Linked DNA regions of Homo sapiens: all the other regions are linked to region 1. Evidence: chromatin contacts called from ENCODE Hi-C or POLR2A ChIA-PET data. All regions are on one chromosome and are shown on one strand. The core of a region is the stretch at or near the end of the contact, and the rest is flanking DNA. Distances in the headings are between cores, read along the strand shown.

Region 1 (4,335 bases), core at 1,059-3,558:
GTCCCAGCTACTTGGGAGGGTGGGGCAGGAGAATTGCTTGAACCTGGGAGGCAGAGGTTGAACCTGGGAGGCAGAGGTTGCAGTGAGCCGAGATTGCACCATTGCACTCCAGCCTGGGCAACAAGAGTGGAACTCTGTCTCAAAAAAAAAAAAAAAAAAAAAAAAAAGACTTCCCCTGAGAAATTACACAGGTGATGGGTGAAGAAGGCTCCTTTATTGCCACACATGAATGGCACAGGCCCAATAGGAAGACTCTGGAATCAGGAAGGCTTTCTTCCAGCTGTGAAGGAAATGTCTTGGAGACACTTCCTTGTCCATCACACCACAATGCTAGTCTGTGAAGCTAGCAGAAACAGACCAGAGATCCCCAGGCTAGGAAGCTATGTACAAGGCAGGGCAGCTGTTGAAGGCAGGTCAAGTTCTAGAAAACTCTTGCTACTTAGGGCAGTGCTGCTTTTGCCTGGGAGGGTTGGTAGCAACCTGAGTCAACCATCTGATTATTCCAACCCTCTGGCTACTTATCCAGGCAAGAGGGCCCTGTGATGTAACAACTATGACCAATCATACGTTACATAGAGAAGATAAACTGCGTGTGTGTTGGGGGCAGCCAGAGGTAACACAGACCTAAGACAGTGAGAATCAATCATTCTAATTGTTCTAATTGCAGAGTCCACCAAACTGTAATTAGAAGTCTCTGTATGCTTTCGCTGCTTCTTACGCCATCCAAGACTATAAAAGTTGTGCAATTTAAAATTCAGTAAAGACCAAAGCGGTTTCCAACTGCTGAGATGAGCAAAACCCAGAGTCAACAGCTGTCAATCACTGTTCATCTGAAGGGCAGCACTGCAGGCAAGTGTGGTAGCCTGGAGATGAACATTATTTCTTTATTTTTGAGACAGAGTTTCGCTCTTTTTGCCCAGGCTGGAGTGCAACGGCTCGATCTCAGCTCACTGCAACGTCCGCCTCCCGGGTTCAAGCGATTCTCCTGCCTCAGCCTCCCGAGTAGCTGGGATTACAGTGCCACCATGCCCGGCTAATTTTGTATTTTTAGTAGAGACAGGGTTTTACCATGTTGGCCAGGCTGGTCTTGAACTCCTGACCTCAGGTGATCTGCCCGCTTCAGCCTCCCAAAGTGCTGGGATTACAGGCGTGAGCCACCGTGCCCAGCCCGGGATTAACATTATAAACAGCATGGCGATTTTGTTTGGCTTGACCACTCTGACAAACACCTTAAAAAGAGAATAAATCTGACTTACATTCTGAGCCACCACAGCAGCACTGTAGTCGCTGCCCCATGGAACTCCCCCATCCTGCTTCCACTATGGTCTGCTCAAGCAGCAGCACTCACTAGTCCCATCTCCAGCAAGCAATGTGCTTTTCTAGAAGCCAGGAACACTTAAGTGAGCAAAAGGTTCTATAAGTCACACTCACGTAGGAAGAGTAGAGTTCCCCGGTCTCTGTAATTTCACCCGCCATTTCCAAAAGTGAGGAAGGGCTGGCAGCAGAGGTTCCTTAGGTGCAAGGACGGCGGCTGCCGCAGCTCCTTAAAACAAAAGAGCAGGCTTCACCTATCTGATGGACTGAGACAGGGGTGGGAGGAGGCTTGCAGACTTCCCCTGCCACCTCTGGTTCTTTTATCACAGACACTTAGGGCCTCAGTATCTGTCACAAGACTCACCCCCGAGGGAGGGGTCACCCTGGATGACAGAAATCTGGACGGTTTCTTCTAACATTTCCCTTGCTGTGCAGGGCACTGCTCTGTGCCCAGCACGGATGTTTTCAATGCTGCTCGGGGTGCAAGTGATTTAAGGGGCCTCTAAAACCACTAAGTCTCACCCACCACAAGAGCCCCCTTTCCACGCTCTGGGGTGGTTATCCTCGTTTAGTTCCAGGAACCAGGAGCTCACTACCACACATGGGAGCCCAAGGAACTGTCTGCCGCCTCTGCCTAGGGCAGGGAGCTGGGGGCTTTCCTACATTGCCCTTCCAACTCCACTCTTGGCACTAAGGCCTCCTTTTTTTAATGGGGCCTCCACTCCCTGGCCCCACCTACTCTCTTAGGGTTCCCCACCCTCAAAGCTCCCTCTTTTCTCAAGAACCCCACTCCCAGCCTCTCCCTCTCTCTCCCTCCTGGAGGAGTCCCGAGTCTAGTGCCGCCCCGCCCCGCCCCAACCTATCCCGACCCGTCTCGTCCTCTCCCGCCCGTCCCGACCCGACCCGACCCAACACCTGCAGCACAGCCAGCTCCCAAGCCGCCGTCTCCCGCCGGTCCGCTGCTGCCGGCGCCAGCTGTCCAGCACCAGCTTCCGCAGCGCGCATGCGCCGGCCCCACAGCCCACCTTTTTCGCGCGCGCTGATTGGGCGCCTCGCGGGGGCGGGACCGGGATTGGGGCCTGGCGGCTGCCGTCAGCATGGCGGAAGTGGGCGGGGCGCGTTCTCACGCGCATGCGGAAGGGGCGGTAGCCGGCCGGGCCTGGGAACGTGGCTGGTTGGAGGAGGTAGATCACCCTTTCTGCGGGGGACGATTTCGTCGGTGGTAGGTGGGTGTGAGCTTGGCAGTACCCGGGTCCGCGTGGTTGGAGGGTCGAAGAGAGTGGTCTAGAACGCCACTCAAAGGGGAGGGCCTAAGACTAAGCCCGCCTTGCCCTGAAGTGGTCGGGGGCGGGGAGGGAGTGGCTAGAGCCCCGTGGGGTGGTCGCCGGGGTAAGAGGTTGGAAGTAGGTTTAAGGCAGGGCTGAAAGTTGATTCTGGGTTGGAATCCCTGGACTGGGGCAAGTAATGGGAGCTCTGGGGATACTTTGGTACTTGGTACTTGGTGCTTGGGTTTGAGGAATCGAAGTTCTGGGGAGTGGACGGAAGGAACCGGCAGAAACGGAGCCCAGGCTTGGCCTCTTGGAGTGGGAGTCAAGGATTGTTTAATTATCCTTAACCAGCCTGGTTCTCTTTCTTGCAAGAATTTTGGAGTCTGTATTCTTTGAAGTGTCTAGACGGAACTAATGACGGAAGTCAACTTAGCCCCAGCAGGAAAGCTGGAGCGCCTACCCAAAGTTGGAGGAAATTCAGGGTCCTGAAGTCTTTGCTCTCCCCATCTGCATGCAGGCTGCTACCATGAGGTTGAATCAGAACACCTTGCTGCTGGGGAAGAAGGTGGTCCTTGTACCCTACACCTCGGAGCATGTGCCCAGGTATCTTTCCCGCTTGACATGGGGTGCGTATCAGCACCCAGAGCTGTGTAAGGTACAGCCCCAGTCTCAGGGCTATTTCCCCTAAGAAGAAACATTGGTTGTGAGAAATAATTATATATGAGGGGGGAAAAAAGGCTGGGTGCCGTGGCTCACGCCTGTAATTCCAGGACTTTGGGAGGCTGTGGCAGGAGGATTGCTTGAGCCCAGCAGTTCGAGACCAGCTTGGGTAACGTAGCGAGACCTTGTCTCTACAAAAAAATACAAAAATTAGCCAGGCATGGTGGTGCACAGCTGCAGTCCCAGCTACTAGGGAGGCTGAGGTGGGAGGATTGCCTGAGCCCAGGAGATGAAGACTGCTGTGAGCTGTGATTGTACCACTGTACTCCAGCCTGGGTGACAGAGCAAGAACCTGTCTCAAAAAAAAACAAAAAAAACAAAAAAACAAAAACAAACAAAAACAAAAAAACGGCCGGGTGCGGTGGCTCACGCCTGTAATCCCAGCACTTTGGGAGGCTGAGGCGGGTGGATCATGAGGTCAGTAGTTCAAGACCAGCCTGGCCAACATGATAAAACGCCATCTCTACTAAAAACACAAAAAATTAGCTGGGCTTGTTGCCCGGCACCTGTAATTCCAGCTACTTGGGAGGCTGAGGCAGGAGAATCACTTGAACCAGGGAGGTGGAGGTTGTGGTGAGCCGAGATCACACCACTGTACTCCAGCCTGGGCAACAGAGTGAGACTTTGTCTCAAAAATAAAATAAAATAAAATAAAGGCTGGGCGCAGTGGCTCACGCCTGTAATCCCAGCACTTTGGGAGACCGAGGCAGGCGGATCACAAGCTCAGGAGAGCGAGACCATCCTGGCTAACATGGTGAAACCCCGTCTCTACTAAAAATACAAAAAAATTAGCCGGATGTGGTGGCGGGCGCCTGTAGTCCCAGCTACTCGGGAGGCTGAGGCAGGAGAATGTGTGAACCCGGGAGGCGGAGCTTACAGTGAGCCGAGATCGCGCCACTGCACTCCAGCCTGGGTGACAGATCGAGACTCCGTCTCAAAAAAAAAAAAAAAAAGAGACCAGCCTGATCAACGTGGAGAAACCCCGTCTCTAATAAAAATACAAAAAAAATAGCTGGGCATGGTGGCACATGCC
Region 2 (4,335 bases), core at 575-3,074, 630 kb before region 1:
TGTGGTGGCAGGCTGCTGTAATCTCAGCTACTTGAGAGGCTGAGGTGAGAGAATGCTTGAACCCAGGAGGCGGAAGTTGCAGTGAGCCAAAATCATGCCACTGCACTCCACTCCAGCCTGGGCAACAGTGCAAGTCTCAAAAAAAAAAAAAAAACCAAAAAAACAGGCATGGTGGCTCACGCCTGTAATCCCAGCACTTTGGGAGGCCAAGGTGGGCGGATCACCTGAGGTCAGGAGTTTGAGACCAGCCTGACCAACATGGAGAAACCCCATCTCTACTAGAAATACAAAATTAGCTGGGTGTGGTGGCACATGCCTGTAATCCCAGCTACTCGGGAGGCTGAGGCAGGAGAATCCCTTGAACCCGGGAGGCGGAGCTTGCGGTGAGCCAAGATCGCGCACCATTGCACTCCAGCCTGGGCAACAAGAGCAAAACTCCGTCTCAAAAAAAAAAAAAAAAAAAAAAAACAAAAGGCTGATTCCATTACTCTTTCCTCTTTCCTCCCTGCTTTCACTTTGCCGTTCAAACCAAATCCTTCTTGATTAGCTCAGCACCAAGTACTGGCTCCCTCCTCAGCCATCCCTATGTGTAGTTCAGTGGCACTTGGGGCCAACTGCTTGTCTTACAGATTAGGCAACTCTAGATTACAAAGCACTGAAAGCAGGGGCTTCATCTGGTTGGTCTTTGACCCTGCAGAGCCCCTTGCACACAGGTGATGCTCAATAAATACTTGGTGAAAGCACAATTCATTTTCTGTGTTTCAATGGGCTTCTTTTCTCTATAGAATCAGATGCTTGGTTATTCTCACCTCAGCGCTATTTTGTTGGCTTCCAGAAGGCACAGTAACGCTAGGTGTGTTGTGTTCTATCCTTTAATTGGAAGAGCTTTGGGAACTGAAAAATAAGAATTATTTCTCCAAGCCTCATCTTCTGCCACTCCCCCGTACTCACCGGCCTCATACAGGAATTGAACTACTTAGCACTGCACAGAACACGACTTTCTCTCTCACGCCTCCGTTCCTCTGTACTTAGCCTCTGTACTTACGTGCCATTCCCTTTCCCTGAAATGCCCTTACTCTGGCTTCTCTGCCTGGCAAATTCCTACTCATCCTCCAAGACTCAGATCAGACATCGCCGCATCACATCTGTGAAGGCTCTTCTGCAATGGGCAGTGTAGCAGTACCCCCTCCATTTTTTTAGCTTCCTCAGCAAACTCCAAATAATTATAACAGTACTTATGGCATTATTTGTTTATTTTTCTTCTACTTCCTAGACCGTGAATTCCTTAAGGGCCAAGATTTCTGTTCTATCCCCAGCACAGTGTTCGGCCTATATTGGAGAATCCGGTCCGTACAAACTCTGCAGTGATTCAATCAATGAGCAAACAAACTCACCAATCATTCAACACAGCAGAGTTTGTACGGACCGGATTCTCAAATATTTTAAGACCTGGTCCTCTATTTGGAGTGCTTCATTCTGGAAGATCTCTTCCTCCCCCAAGCCCCTACCCATCCAACTGCCTAGGTTTGGTAGAAGAGGAAAATAAAGTGATTAGACGGGGGAAGAGTCCTTCAGGGCTAAGCTGTCATTTACCCGCTCTGGCACCGAGAGGGTTACGGCGACCCGGGGGCGGAGCCGTGCGGAGGCCACCTGCTGCGGGGAGGTCTGGCGCATGCGCCCTGACACCTAGCTGGTTCCCTACCCGCAGGGGCCCGGCTGAGGAGGAGCGCTTGCGCTCTGGGCCTTTTCCGCCGGGGGAAGTCTCGCGGGGGCGGGGCGGGGCCTCGTGGAGAAGTTCTCGCGGGACACCGACGGGGAGCGGAAGCCAGGAGGTATTGCTGCTTCGGCGACCGGGCGGCGGCAGCGGCGGCGGCGGCTGTGGCAGAGTCTGTGCCTGTGGCGGTGACGGCGGCGGGAGCAAGCGCTGCCCTCGCAGAGCAGCCTTGGGGTCGCCGGCCGCTCGCAGCGTTGTGGAGGGGCGGGCCGGACGCTGAGCGGAGCAGCTGCGCCACGGTGAGTACGGGAGGCTGCGCTCGGCGCCTCTCTCGTGCCTTTTCCTCTTGGCTCTACAGCGGGAGTGGGCCCCGGGGGAACCGGGACCGGCCCCGGGGTTCGCGTCGGGGCGGCGAGGCTTGGGACGTGGAGCGCAATCCCCGGGGCTCCGGACTCTACGTTTCCCCTTTTGGGGCGCTTCCTTCCTGGGGACCGTCCTCCTCCGGCTCTTGGCTCTGGGCAGTCCGGGGGAAGAGGTCGGGGTTCTCTGGCGAGGTCCCCTGCCTTCATCGGGAGGGTTTGCACGGAAGGGGCCCGGGAAGCCCAGGCGGGCCGAACGCCGACCGAGTCAGTCTACCCGAGCCTGGCGGCGGGGGACTGGTGTGGGCTGCAGCTGTGGTGATTGATGTGCCTTCGACCTGCACGGCAACCACGTCACCATCTCCTGGCGTCTTTGGGCTTAATTTTGTGCGGGAATCCACTTTGGGGTGGAACGTTTGCTGCTGGAGCCGGGGGAGATACCTTTATTCTGACACTTAAAAAAAAAAACTATTTGAAAAATATTTGTCAAGAAAAATTCAGCAGTAGCAGGTTGGACTGCACCGAGGAAGGATTGCGGCGAGAGCGGGCGCTGGTAATTTTCATTTGCAGCGCGCCCTCTCTATGATTGTAAGCCACACATGAGTTATGGCTTGTTTAGAAAGTTTTTCAAGGCTGGCTTCAAACGCTGTGAAAGTGCAGTTTGCAGGGGACTGAAGTGCACTTGAGGTCTGTCTCTTTTTGATGCTGTTGACTTTCCGAAATGTCAGACACATGAGAGAAATTAGCATTAGTCTATTTTGGCTTTCTTACTCCTCTTTCTCCAGTTATTTCCTTCCTTCTCTATCTGCTTCTGTCCTTTCCACTAGGGACACGAAATGCTTGTGTAATGCAAGTCATTTGCCCCTTCCTCCCCCCACCCCCCCCTTTTTTTCTAATGTACTTCCCCTTCCTCCTTGTAGTCCCCACTCTGGCGTAATTTTTCGAGGTTTCTTCCCTTTCGTGCTGTTCGTTTTCTCTCATTTCAAGATTCCGTCTTTTTCCTCGGGAAGAGACTCTCTTTCCTTGCTTTCGTTCCTTTACTTTTGCGCGTCCCCTGCGTTCCCTGCAGTCAGCCAGAAGGGTTGCTAGAGAGCCGTGGGAGGCTGAAGTCCCCTCTCTGAGAACGGGGAGGCTCAAAAGATTGAATTCATCCCTAAGAAATCAGTCCTGCCACTAGGTCGCAAGTGTGGTTTGCTTGTATTATTTTTGTCTTTTACTCTTTTTCTTTTAAGATTATGCTTCTGTGCCTGCTTATGTTTTCTTCTAGTATGTCTTTATAATAGGAAGATTGGGTCAGCTCAGTGACTTTTTTTTTTTAGGCAGAGTTTTGCTCTTTTTGCCCAGGCTGGAGTGCAATGGTGCTATATGGGCTCACTGCAACTCTGCCTCCTGGGTTCAAGCGATTCTCCTGCCTCAGCCTCCCGAGTAGCTGGGATCACAGGCGCCCACCACCATGTCCAGCGAATTTTGTATTTTTAGTAGAGATGGGGTTTCACTGTGTTGCCCAGGTTGGTCTTGAACTCTTGACCTCAGGTAATCCACCCGCCTTGGCCTCCCAAAGTGTTGGGATTACAGGCGTGAGCCACCGCGCCCGGCCAGAGTTAATTCTTATAATCAGCTTTCTTCTACTAAACACAAGCATTTATTTATTTATTTTATTTTTTTGAGACGGAGTCTCGCTCTGTCGCCCAGGCTGGAGTGCAGTGGTGCGATCTCGGCTCACTGCAGCTTCCACCTCCTGGGTTTAAGCGATTCTCCTGCCTCGCACTCCCGAGTAGCTGGGATTACAGGTGCTCACCACCACACCTGGCTAATTTTTGTATTTTTGTAAAGACAGAGTTTCACCATGTTGGCCAGGCTGGTCTCGAATTCCTGACCTCAAGTGATCTGCCCATCTCAGCCTTGGGATTACAGACATGAGCCACTGCGCCCGGCCTGAACTCAAACGTTTAAATGTTTGAGGCACTTTACTTCGTCAGCAAGTTATTCAGATTTGAGAGGCTTGCTGGGTTTTAAATACTACTGGTTGATGGTACTTAGAGATTCTTCTCAGTAATTGCTGTTATCATGTTGCATGTTGTCCATCAGAGTTCTAATTGTTACACATACAACAGAAGAGGAATGGATTTTGGAGAAATGAAGTAATACAGAATAGAGAGTCACCATGCCCTCCGGAGAGAAATTAATACTTGCTTAATTCAGAGGAACTCTCCACCATTACTGAATGGCTTTTGAGAGTCTGTATATATATATATATTTATA
Region 3 (4,335 bases), core at 1,203-3,702, 510 kb before region 1:
CCAGCCTGGCTCTATCTAGTTTCTTAAAAAAAAACAAATATAATAAAATAGAGAAAGAAAGGAAAATGAAAGGAAATGAAAGAAAACAAATTTCAAGTAAAAAAAAAGTAAAGTGGAGAAAAACAATAGATTTTTAAAAGGACTTCCAGTTGCAATGTTCAGTTCAGATCTCAACTCTTTTTCTTTTCTTTGAGACGGAGTCTCACTCTGTTGCCCAGGCTGGAGTGCAGTGGCACGATCTCGGCTCACTGTAACCTCTCCCTCCCAGGTTCAAGTGATCCTCCTGCCTCAGCCTCCCAAGTAGCTGGAATTACAAGCGCCTACCACCATGCCTGGCTAATTTTTGTATTTTTAGTAGAGACGCGGTTTCACATGTTGGTCAGGCTGGTCTTGAACTCCTGACCTCAAGCAATCCACCCACCTCAGCCTCCCAGTGCTGGGATTACAGGTGTGAGCCACTGCACCCAACCAAGATCTCAATTCAGACAAACATTTTTGTTTGTTTTCTGAGCTCTGTCACTTAGAAAAGCAAACTTGTGGCTGGGTATGGTGGCTGACGCTTGTAATCCCAGCACTTTGGGAGGCCGAGGCGGGCAGATCACGAGGTCAGGAGATCGAGACCACGGTGAAACCCCATCTCTACTAAAAATACAAAAAATTAGCCGGGCGTGGTGGCGGGCGCCTGTAGTCCCAGCTACTTGGAGAGGCTGAGGCAGGAGAATGGCGTGAACCCGGGAGGCGGAGCTTGCAGTGAGCCAAGATCGCGCCACTGCACTCCAGCCTGGGGGACAGAGCTAGACTCCGTCTCAAAAAAAAAAGAAAGAAAAGCAAACAACTTGTTTTAAGAAGGACATTTCAGCCAGGCACGGTGGCTCACACCTGTAATCCCAGAACCTTGGGAGGCCGAGCTGGGTGGATCACTTGAGGTCAGGAGTTCAAAACTAGCCTGGCCAACATGGTGAAACCCCGTTTCTACTAAAACTACAAAAATTAGCTGGGTATGGTGGTGCAGGCCTGTAGTCCCAGCTACTCAGGAGGCTGAAGCAGGAGAATCACCTGAACCCGGGAGGTGGAGGTTGCACCGAGCCGAGATCGTGCCACTGCATTCCAGCCTGGGTGACAGAGTGAGACTCTTGTCTCAAAAAAAAAAAAAAAGTTTGAGACCAGACTGACCAACATGGCAAAACCCCATCTCTACTAAAGATACAAAAAATTAGCTGGGCATAGTGGTGCACGCGTGTAATCCCAGCTACTCGGGAGGCTGAGGCAGGAGAATCGTGTGAACCCCAGAGGCAAAGGTTGCAGTGAGCTGAAATAGCACCATTGCACTCCAGCCTGGGCGACAAGAGCAAAACTGTCTCAAAAAAAAAAAAAAAAAAAAAAAAAAAAAAAAAAAAAAAAAAAGAAGAACATTTCTTTCTTTCAGAAAAGTGTAAACACTAATTCATATTTGATATTAAAAGTTTTTTTGGGGGGTCGGAGTGACAGTTTTGTGTGTGTGTGAAGCATAATGTATACGTATTAAAAAGGGAATGCTTGTCCTTTAAAGACACATACTGAAATATTTACTGGTGAAAACACGTGATGGTATTTACTTCAGAATAACGCTGGGCAGCGCGTGCGAGGTAGGTGCAGAAATAGAGGAAACAAGATTGCCCCATGAGTCGCGTAACTGCTGAGGTCGGAGAGCGACTCTACGCGGCTTCATCGGGTTATTCCACTTCTGTGTATCTTGAAATTTTCTACAATAAAAATGTCTTAAAATTGTGCGTCAAAATGATAACACGAATATAAAAATGCAATTAAAAAGTCAGGAGGCAATACTGTCGCGCAAAACCGTGACGCTAGTTGTGTGCGGGCGGTAGGATGAGTCATTTCCTCCTTCCTTTCTATATTTTCTGTCTATATACTTTTAATATTACTTTTATAATGAGAAATACTAAAACTCGGGGTGAGAGGGGGGGACACTCGTGTTTTTGCCTTCCCCGTCCCCGAGGGGACTGTTCTCATCTATTCTCTTCCCGACGTCCTCCAGCTTTTTGCTAGGCTTCCTGCCATCTTTACCAAGTTGAGATTATCCGGGTTCTGGCATTAACAGAGTTTGAGGAAAGCGGGTCAAGTCTACCGCGCCCTAACCTTGGACCCCGCCTGCAGGCTGACTTTCGAGTCACACGCCAGAGCACGGCGACCCCTAAGGTCGCAGCCCGGCTTCGCAAGGCACCTCCTTCTAACGCGTCGGTCGAACTCGCGCGCCCGCGAGCAGCCGGACTACATCTCCCAGGAAGCTGTGCGCCGTCCAGCTGTCCTGCCCTTGGTCGCGAAGGACTACATTACCCGGTGATATCTTGCGGGAGGCGGTTGCCAGACCTCAAGCGCACAACCATTGGTCCAGCGTCTGGCGGGGAGCTGCACGGTGATTGGCCCAGGAGCCCGCCAGTTTCGTCCGAGCTCAGTAGAGTTTTGCTGTTAAGACTGCGCGAGGAGCTAGAGAGAGCGGAGAGCGCTGAGCCGGGCCGCACCCGCCGAGCCGTGTGAGTAACCTCTACCTCCGTCCTTCTCGCCGCCCTCTCGGGGACCAGCACCCTCGCTCCTCAGGGTGGTCGGGAGGGAGCACACGCACCCGGGCGCTCACGAGAGGGCGGGGACTGTGTACACACGTGTCACACCAGACCAGAGAAGCATCTCCAGGGACACCGGCGGCCGAGCCCCGCGCACGCCCTTGAGCACCTGAGCTCCAGGGCGTCCCCTCGGACTCAAGGAGAAAAAACACACCCCGAGGCACACGTGGACACCTAGGTACCCACACGGGGACCTCTGCAGATTTGCTCAGCTGAGCCCTTGGGCACATGGGCACCCGAACACCAGGAAGAGCCTGGTATGCTCCGGTCTCCTGACAGCGATCCAGGACACCTGCCACTCGGGCTTGCTCCTCCTTTCTGCCCAGATGGGCGGGAAACACGCTGCTCAGTGTGACCTGAGCGGTCCCTGGGTAACCCCTGGAGAGGTTTTGCCTCTCAGTCGCTTGCCGCGTGTTTAAACTTCCTCATGGGCGCCTGGGGAGGAGTTCCAGGGTGGGTGAGAGGAGAAAAGGAATTGATGTCTGGGGTGGAGGCTGCCATCCTGTAGGTAGTATCTCCCCTCCTCCCCCACCCCCACCCCCACTACTACAAGTATTCAAGAACTAGGGTAATTCTGAAGGCTAGTTTTAGGGATTTTTTTTTTTTTTTTTTGCCATAACAAATTCAAACAGTATAGAATTATCGACAGGTCTACCTTCCTTTTTCCCTTCTCAGCCCTTCTCCCTGTGATCAGTTACCAACTACCTGTTGATGTGTGTGGTTACAGACTTCTTTCTATGCTTTGTACAACTCTACAGACCGTATGTAGGTATTACTGTTTTTGTTTTTTGTTTTTACAAAAAAGGAAAAAAGTACATCTCCTGGAAGGGATGCTTTTTAGCTGAGCTCTGGTGGATGAGAGGAGCTAGCCTTGAAAAAGTGAGTAGGGGCTGAGAGTGGGGCTGTATTTCAGACGTAGGGAACTGGAGGAGTAGAGGCAAGGCAATTGATAGGAGTGCTCCCCGAGTTTTCCAGGAACTGGGCAGAAGCAGTCAGACCACTCTGGTTAAATGAGGGAAGGGGAAGAGTGGTCCAGAGTGAGGCTGAAGAGGTCAGTAGGTCTGAGTCAGGGGAGCCCAGGAGCGTCATTTTCTTTTTTGTTTTGTTTTGTTTTTTTGTTTTTGAGACGGAGTCTCACTCTGTAGCCCAGGCTGGAGTGCAATGGCGTGATTTCAGCTCACTGCAACCTCTGCCTCCCAGGCTCACGTGATTCTCCCTCCTCAGCCTCCCAAGTAACTGGGATTACAGGCGCCCACCACGACACCCAGATAATTTTTGTATTTTTATTAGAGACAGGGTTTCACCATGTTGGCCAGACTGGTCTTGAACTCCTGACCTCAGGCGATCCACCCGCCTCGGCCTCCCAAAGTGCTGGGATTACAGGCGTGAGCCACGGTGCCTGGCCAGGAGCATCATTTGCTAGCGTAGCATGGCCCCACTGTGCCGGGGTGGTCTGAGGTGTGTGCAGGAGGGGAAAGGGAAAGGTGAAGGGGCTCAGGGCCTCAGGGCTCTTCCTTTGGACAGTGGGGGATTGTTAAAGAATCCCAATCCCTGTTCTCCAGCCCTGCACGTCCTTCAGTCCCTCAGCGTTACACTTGAGTGGGCTCACTCAGTGAGCAGGAGTTTGCTATAAAGTTGCCAGATGTCTTGGAAAACCAGTTGATCTCTGGGACCAACAATTGCCTATCAAGCCTGTTCATTCGATTCTCAAATATTA

The links. A loop is a pair of places that touch in the nucleus more often than their neighbours do. ChIA-PET counts read pairs that join two places held with the same protein, here RNA polymerase II (POLR2A). Pooled maps may share reads with other maps.
Region 2: a loop to region 1 is called in a pooled map, with 5 times the contacts of the local background. The contact joins the promoter of GRB2 here to the promoter of SLC38A12 in region 1. A Hi-C loop is called at or near these places in 1 of 37 single-sample maps with no recorded cell type and 4 of 50 pooled maps. POLR2A ChIA-PET finds 5 or more read pairs at or near these places in 1 of 52 experiments (WTC11).
Region 3: a map with no recorded cell type shows a loop between it and region 1 (27-fold over the local background). The contact joins the promoter of SLC25A19 here to the promoter of SLC38A12 in region 1. A Hi-C loop is called at or near these places in 1 of 37 single-sample maps with no recorded cell type and 7 of 50 pooled maps. POLR2A ChIA-PET finds 5 or more read pairs at or near these places in 3 of 52 experiments (HCT116, MCF 10A and endothelial cell of umbilical vein).

What each region holds. Positions count from the first base shown.
Region 1 is chr17:74,774,472-74,778,806 of GRCh38, reverse strand. SLC38A12 (solute carrier family 38 member 12) reads right to left here and starts at 2,308. Exons shown (of 10, transcript NM_017728.4): 1 at 2,230-2,308; 2 at 1,432-1,543. The coding sequence starts at 1,476. It overlaps NAT9 (N-acetyltransferase 9), which reads left to right and starts at 2,462. Exons shown (of 7, transcript NM_015654.5): 1 at 2,462-2,540; 2 at 3,100-3,185. The coding sequence starts at 3,109. RefSeq lists an enhancer at 2,661-2,780.
Region 2 is chr17:75,403,167-75,407,501 of GRCh38, reverse strand. It overlaps GRB2 (growth factor receptor bound protein 2), which reads left to right and starts at 1,824. Exons shown (of 6, transcript NM_002086.5): 1 at 1,824-2,013. MIR3678 (microRNA 3678) reads right to left here and starts at 1,433; the gene lies at 1,340-1,433. RefSeq lists a silencer at 1,587-1,766.
Region 3 is chr17:75,287,550-75,291,884 of GRCh38, reverse strand. SLC25A19 (solute carrier family 25 member 19) reads left to right here and starts at 2,452. Exons shown (of 8, transcript NM_001126121.2): 1 at 2,452-2,531; 2 at 3,294-3,383. RefSeq lists enhancers at 1,944-1,993, 2,034-2,083, 2,174-2,373, 2,806-3,307.